2 separate regions of the Mus musculus genome follow, and region 1 is linked to region 2. The links are chromatin loops, found by intact Hi-C in ENCODE. Cell type or tissue: left cerebral cortex. All regions are shown on one strand. Each heading gives the region's core, and the rest is flanking DNA. Links, peaks and the distances in the headings are about the cores only. Region 1 holds the start of Spats2l (spermatogenesis associated, serine-rich 2-like). Region 2 overlaps Spats2l (spermatogenesis associated, serine-rich 2-like).

The links. Peaks named below come from ENCODE experiments on the same cell type or tissue, not always from the same donor. Only the 100,000 strongest peaks of a DNase experiment are listed, where the experiment ranks them.
Region 1: a loop joins it to region 2, with 4 times the contacts of the local background. A loop is called at or near these places in 2 of 42 quality-filtered maps.

The regions. Positions count from the first base shown.
Region 1 is chr1:57,772,358-57,775,166 of GRCm38, forward strand. It overlaps Spats2l (spermatogenesis associated, serine-rich 2-like), which reads left to right and starts at 2,504. Exons shown (of 14, transcript NM_144882.4): 1 at 2,504-2,667. In left cerebral cortex, for the core only: a CTCF peak has its summit at 1,743; DNase peaks (open chromatin) are centred at 1,813, 2,098 and 2,487; H3K4me3 peaks cover 1,035 bases; H3K27ac peaks cover 974 bases.
Region 2 is chr1:57,921,052-57,923,860 of GRCm38, forward strand. It overlaps Spats2l (spermatogenesis associated, serine-rich 2-like), which reads left to right. Exons shown (of 14, transcript NM_144882.4): 10 at 2,315-2,373. Among named protein-coding and RNA genes, the nearest start is that of Kctd18, 48 kb to the right of the region's middle. In left cerebral cortex, for the core only: no CTCF peak of the experiment used is centred there; no DNase peak of the experiment used is centred there.

The DNA.
Region 1 (2,809 bases), core at 242-2,741, 150 kb before region 2:
AACATGGCAGAAAGCGGTAGCTGCAGGTTTAAAATATCACTTTGAGATTTTAAACATGAGGAAATACAAACCAACACACTTTGCCCTTATATATTTAGACATTTGCTGCTGTGCCATTTGTTTGCTACAAAAGGGATCTCTAGTTTTTAAATCTAGTTAATCAAACAGTAAAATGAGTATAATCTTGCAAAATAATTCTGAAGAGAATCATACTGGCATAAACTCTTGGTTATCATTTCATACAATGTACTTTTTTCAAACAATTCTCCAACATCTACTTAAAAACACAAATTGGTTTTTGTTTTTGTTTTGTTTTGTTGTTGCTGTTTTTTCACATTCCATTTCTTTGGGTTTTTACCTTTCCGGGTAATATTAGTACAGATCTATTTTATATGATTTTAAAGATTGTTTACTCTTGACTCATCAAAACGCTGTCTTGTTAGTTATTTGATGTGCAAGACGCTTTTACTGATATTTCAGCAAGTGCTTTAAACCTTAAGGTTTTACTTTTTTTCAAACCAAATTACTTTGAGCAATCAAAGGTCTGAGTTTGATTTGAAACTCTCAATAAGACGTTCAGCAGTCTGATTTCTCTTGCTACGCCGGGTCTAACTCCTGAAAGATAGCATTGTTTCCTTTGGGTTTTCAGACCGTTGCCCTTTCTGGGCAGGGCCACCACGCCCTGGAGATGAGCTGGAGTCAGGTTTGTCCTTCGGTAACTGTTACTCTGTTTTTACATCAGTCCCACGTTTTGACTTCTCTGCTCTTGGCCCACAAAGCAGTTATTATTATAGGTATGACTTACTGGAAAGCCACCCTCAAATATGAAAAGGCCAGGCCTGGCTTCTGAAAACCCTTTCATCCCTCTGGTCTTGAAAGCATTTTTTCTGTCAGACTTCAGTAAGCAAGTTGGATTTGGAGTCCCAGGAAGGTTATGAAGTGGTAGAAGAAAGGAATGAAGCCAGAGTTCAATGTTATTTCCAAAGCCCATCCTGAGGGAAACGATAATTTATTACTTGTTTTTGGAATTCTAGTCATGGGGGAACCTTCGCTCAAAACTTAAACGACTTACTTTGCAAGAAGCCCTGAAATGTGCACCACACTCCAAGTTGAATCATTCCAAGTTACTAATTAATTCTTTCAAATTCAATAAGCAATAGGGTGGCATTTGTCCTTGACTTGTACAGAAGCTGGCTTTTCCGTCTGCACAAAGGTTGGGCCAGACTGGGTTCAAATTCTTCCTCTAGTTACTAGTTGAAAACTTAGACAAGCTATTTAACTTTTTGTCTCCTTTCTTTATTTGCAAATAAGCGAAAAAAAAACATACCTACCCACTGAGTTTATCTGAAGGGTTGGATCAGATACTAAATAAAGCACACTCATTCACCAATCCAGCCTATGGGGTGGGAGAAAACTCCCAGTCAGGTAAGAAAATGAGTTATTTCCTTTCATCTCTTCTTTTAATCAGAGTGACCTTTGTCAACTGGGCTATGATGTATTGTAGATCCGAATGTTACCTGAAAGTGTAATTCGTTTCAAATAACGACTCCCTTAAATGGAATACAATTCCGCTGTTCTGAGCTTGAGAGGCGAAACCGACTGATTTGATATTTGTAGAGGGCTGAGAGCCAGGAAGCCCCCCACCCCACTCACCCAAGGAACAGTTACTGCTCAGAGAAAGGGCGGCTAGGAAGTTACCCTTCAAAAATAAACCTGAGAGCAGCCTGCATTTCCCTCTGCTGCCTCTGGAAGAGGTGTGCGATCTAAAGTGCGTCCATCATGAATAATGCTTGCCTTTCCTCTCCCAACTACTGCACTCCCAGGCAGAAACATCACCAGCCGCTGCCACTGGGTAGCTCAGGGCAGCTCAGTGGGTGATCACGCACGATTAGATGCCCGCGTGAGACCCGGAGTGAAGACGAGGAGCCAAAACACTTCAGCTCAGTCTGATTTCAAAGGTCGGGCTGAGCCCCCAGAGCTCATCCCAGGGCCTGATTTTCCGCGGCTTTTCCGAATAAGCTATCTTTGTTTACATTTGAGCTTGGCTCACTCCCAGAAAGCATTACTACCTTCTGTCCGGAGAAGCATCTCGCCTTTGCAGACGGTGCTGGGGCAGCAAAGTTCGTTTTCCTGGGTAGGGAAGAGCGATTCTCTTGCTCCTCACGCGGGTAGTACCCAGTGTTTGGACAGTAGTGGGCAGTTTAGGGTAGGTGGAGGTTTGGAGGGGAAGGGGAGAAGGTTGGTGCGGGGCAAGCCAATGAAGTGCTGAAGCTGTATGGGGGATTCTTCTAGAAAGTAGGGTGGGAAAGGAGCTAGGGAGGGCGTGTGGAGGGACAGGATCCGTGTCAGAACGTGCGTGTGAGCGGATACAAAACCCAGGGAGGCGTGATCGGCGGCGTGTGTGCAAGCCCGAGCGAGGGGCGCCGGCGGGGTGTGTGCTCCTGGTGAGTGACACGGAGGGGCGGGCGGCCGCCGGGAGGGGGCGGCTGCGCGGGCGGGAGTGTCCCTGCGTGGGGCTGGCGGCGCGGAGTTGAGGCAGTGAAGGAATCCAGCCTGCCCAGCGGCCCAGCGGCCCTACCGCCGCTTTCCCTCAGCTCGCTCTCCGCGCTGCAGGGGCCGCCAGCGCCGCGCCCCGGCCCGGGACAGAGCAGCCGCGCTCGCAACGAGGTAAGCCCGGGTCCCCGGGTCGGGCGGCTCACCAGGGCCTGCGTGGCCAGGGTGGGGGCGATCGACCAGCCGAGCGCCCGAAGGCCGCCTCCCGGGGCACTGGGTGTGGCCCGAGCTTGGCCGACCGGACGCGGAGGTCGCG
Region 2 (2,809 bases), core at 169-2,668:
AGGTGATTGGAAATCTAAACTGCCATGTATTGAAATGCATACTACATAAATTCATAATTAAAATGATATAAAAAAGAATAAAAATTCATTGACAGCTTTGTAGAATGCTAAAGACCTAACTGGCTTGAAAACAGATTTAAGAAAACTCAAACATGTACCTTACCTATCCAAACTATACATAATGATAACCTAACAATTGCAACCTCCCTTTGTCTCTCTCTGTGTCTTTGTGTGTGTGTGTGTGTGTGTGTGTGTGTCTGTCTGTCTGTCTGTCTATCTGTCTCTCTCTCTCTCTCTCTCTCTCTCACACACAGGAGGGGAGGAGGCAGAGACAGACACCATAGGGATTAAACCCAGAGCTGTGATCATGTTAGCCAAGTGCCCTAACTCTGAACTAAGTCCAAGCCTATGAAGTTTCTCTTTGAATAAAGAGCTCAGCAAATAAATGAGAGACTCATACAAATCAAAGACTTCCTACAAACCTTGTTGATCTGGACAATGACAGTGATGATTACTAATAACAAAATGAAGAATGTCTTGTACTCAATATGTCTTTATTGAGTAATAAAGCACAGATTTGAGATGTCTTCTGGAGGAATATTTTAAGTGTATCCTGTGTTTAAAAAAGTCAACCCTGAATCATAACAAATTTCTACATCCAATAATTTAATAGGAAGCATAAAGAGTAGGTTTAATGAAACCATAGAGATGTAATTAGTAAAATTCAGGCTTTGAATAACTTTTGAGGCCAATTTGGTACCTTCAAATAAATGGCAAACGAAATGAGAAAGCAGATGAGAGGGAAATGGTAGGTTAAAGACATTTAAAAGAGTCATTCAGTTACAAGAACAAGTCTTGGAAAGATTTAGGGGTCAGTTGTAGAAACCTGAGTAGATATCTGGAACATTAAACTATTAGTAATGTTTTAGGTGATGAAGTAATATGCTTACAATTTCAGCAATCCTTAAACTTCAGATGTATATATGTATGTATGTAGATGGTTAGTTTAAAGATAGATAAATAGATAGATAAGAGTAAGATAGATGATAAATTAAATAGATTAAGATAGATAGATAGATAGATAGATAGATAGATAAGATAGATGATACATAGTAACATATAATAGTAAGGTGATAAGATAGATAGATAGATAGATAGATAGATAGATAGATAGATAGATAGATAGATAGATAGATAGATGATAGATAGATAGATGATAGAGAAAATACACATGTACATGCATAGATGATAATGATGATAGATAGTACATATAGAAAGATAGATGACAGATGATAACTGAGATAGATGGTAGTAAGATAGAGAAATGATAAATAGATGATCAATGAAATAGATAGATGACAAATTGATGATATAATAGATATATAGATAAGTGATAGATGGAATAGATGACAGATTGATGATTAGATAGATAGATAGATAGATAGATAGATAGATAGATAGATTGATAGATAGATTGATAGATAGATAGATAGACAGATAGATAAGAGATGCATAGATACATAGATGGATGCATGCATGGATGCATGCATGGATGCATGGATGGATGGTAATTTGTTACCAACTGAAAGTTAAAGCTCATGTCTGGTTTTACAGACACATCTGAAAGGGAATAGAAAAGGTCTCTGTGCTATGTTGTTGCTTTTAGAGAGTAGAACTGGGAGATTAGGGGCTGGAATGAGAAAAATAAACTTGAATAATTGTTTTAATTAATGAACTATATTGGAAGAAGTTCACCATGACCTTGCTGTGCTGAGGATATGGGAACATCCACTTGTACTGCAGAGCAGTCAGGGGCAGCAACCTTAAGCAGGCTTGCCCAAGTATGGTCCTAGGAACGACTACATCAGAACTGGGCCCACCTCCCATCCCCAGCTAGAATCTCAGAAACAAGAACACAGACATTTGGGGATAGTCCATGATGATTTAAGTGTCAGCTTATCAAATACTTATCATTGTTTTGCAACCTTGGAATGTGTAAAGAAAAAATACACTCTGACTTAAATATAACGCCGTACAGTTCTGGTAGTCAGAAAGGCCTTTTCCTTTCAGATGTGCAGACAGTGAGTTAATCAGCAGATGTCACGGTGTTATCCTTGGGGAACATCCCTCTCATGTTGCTTCAGTTTTAGAGAAAAGGTGCTCTCCTGGCATTGTTGCACAAAAATATTTGGGGTTAATGAAAATCATTTAGTGTGTGTGTGTGTGTGTGTGTGTGTGTGTGTGTGTGTATTTCCATCACTTGTTAAAAGTTTAACTTTAAGTTCTTGTTCTTTTTGTTTCTGTTGTTCCCTAGCATCATTGACAAAGAAGTTTCACTGATGGCAGAAATGGACAAAGTTAAAGAAGAAGCCAGTGAGTATCCATGTGGCTGTGTGATGAGGGGCTCTCCCAACAAGCCAAAATCAATCCACAACTCAGGGTGGCAGCAATTTGGGGCAGAACCCTAAAATTCACCCTGAAATACTGGTGGGTGGGCTCTGTAACTCCAGGCAGGTCACTCATCTCTGTGTTTCTGTTACACCGTCTGGCCAATGACAGAGCTACAGCACAGTCCTCATGCTCAGAATGTTCACTGAGGAAGAGGGGTCTGCTGAGTTCTTTAAATGCAAGGGACTTCCATGTGCACACAGAACTTGAACTTAATTATATTTAAAAGGACAATGAGTTGAGTAGTAAATTTGTGTATATGTGTGTAGTGTGTGTTTGGGTGGGTGTATGAACTGTTCATGTGACTTCAGGTAGGTACATGTGTACCCTTGTGTGCTCATGTGTGTAAAGCCCAGATGTC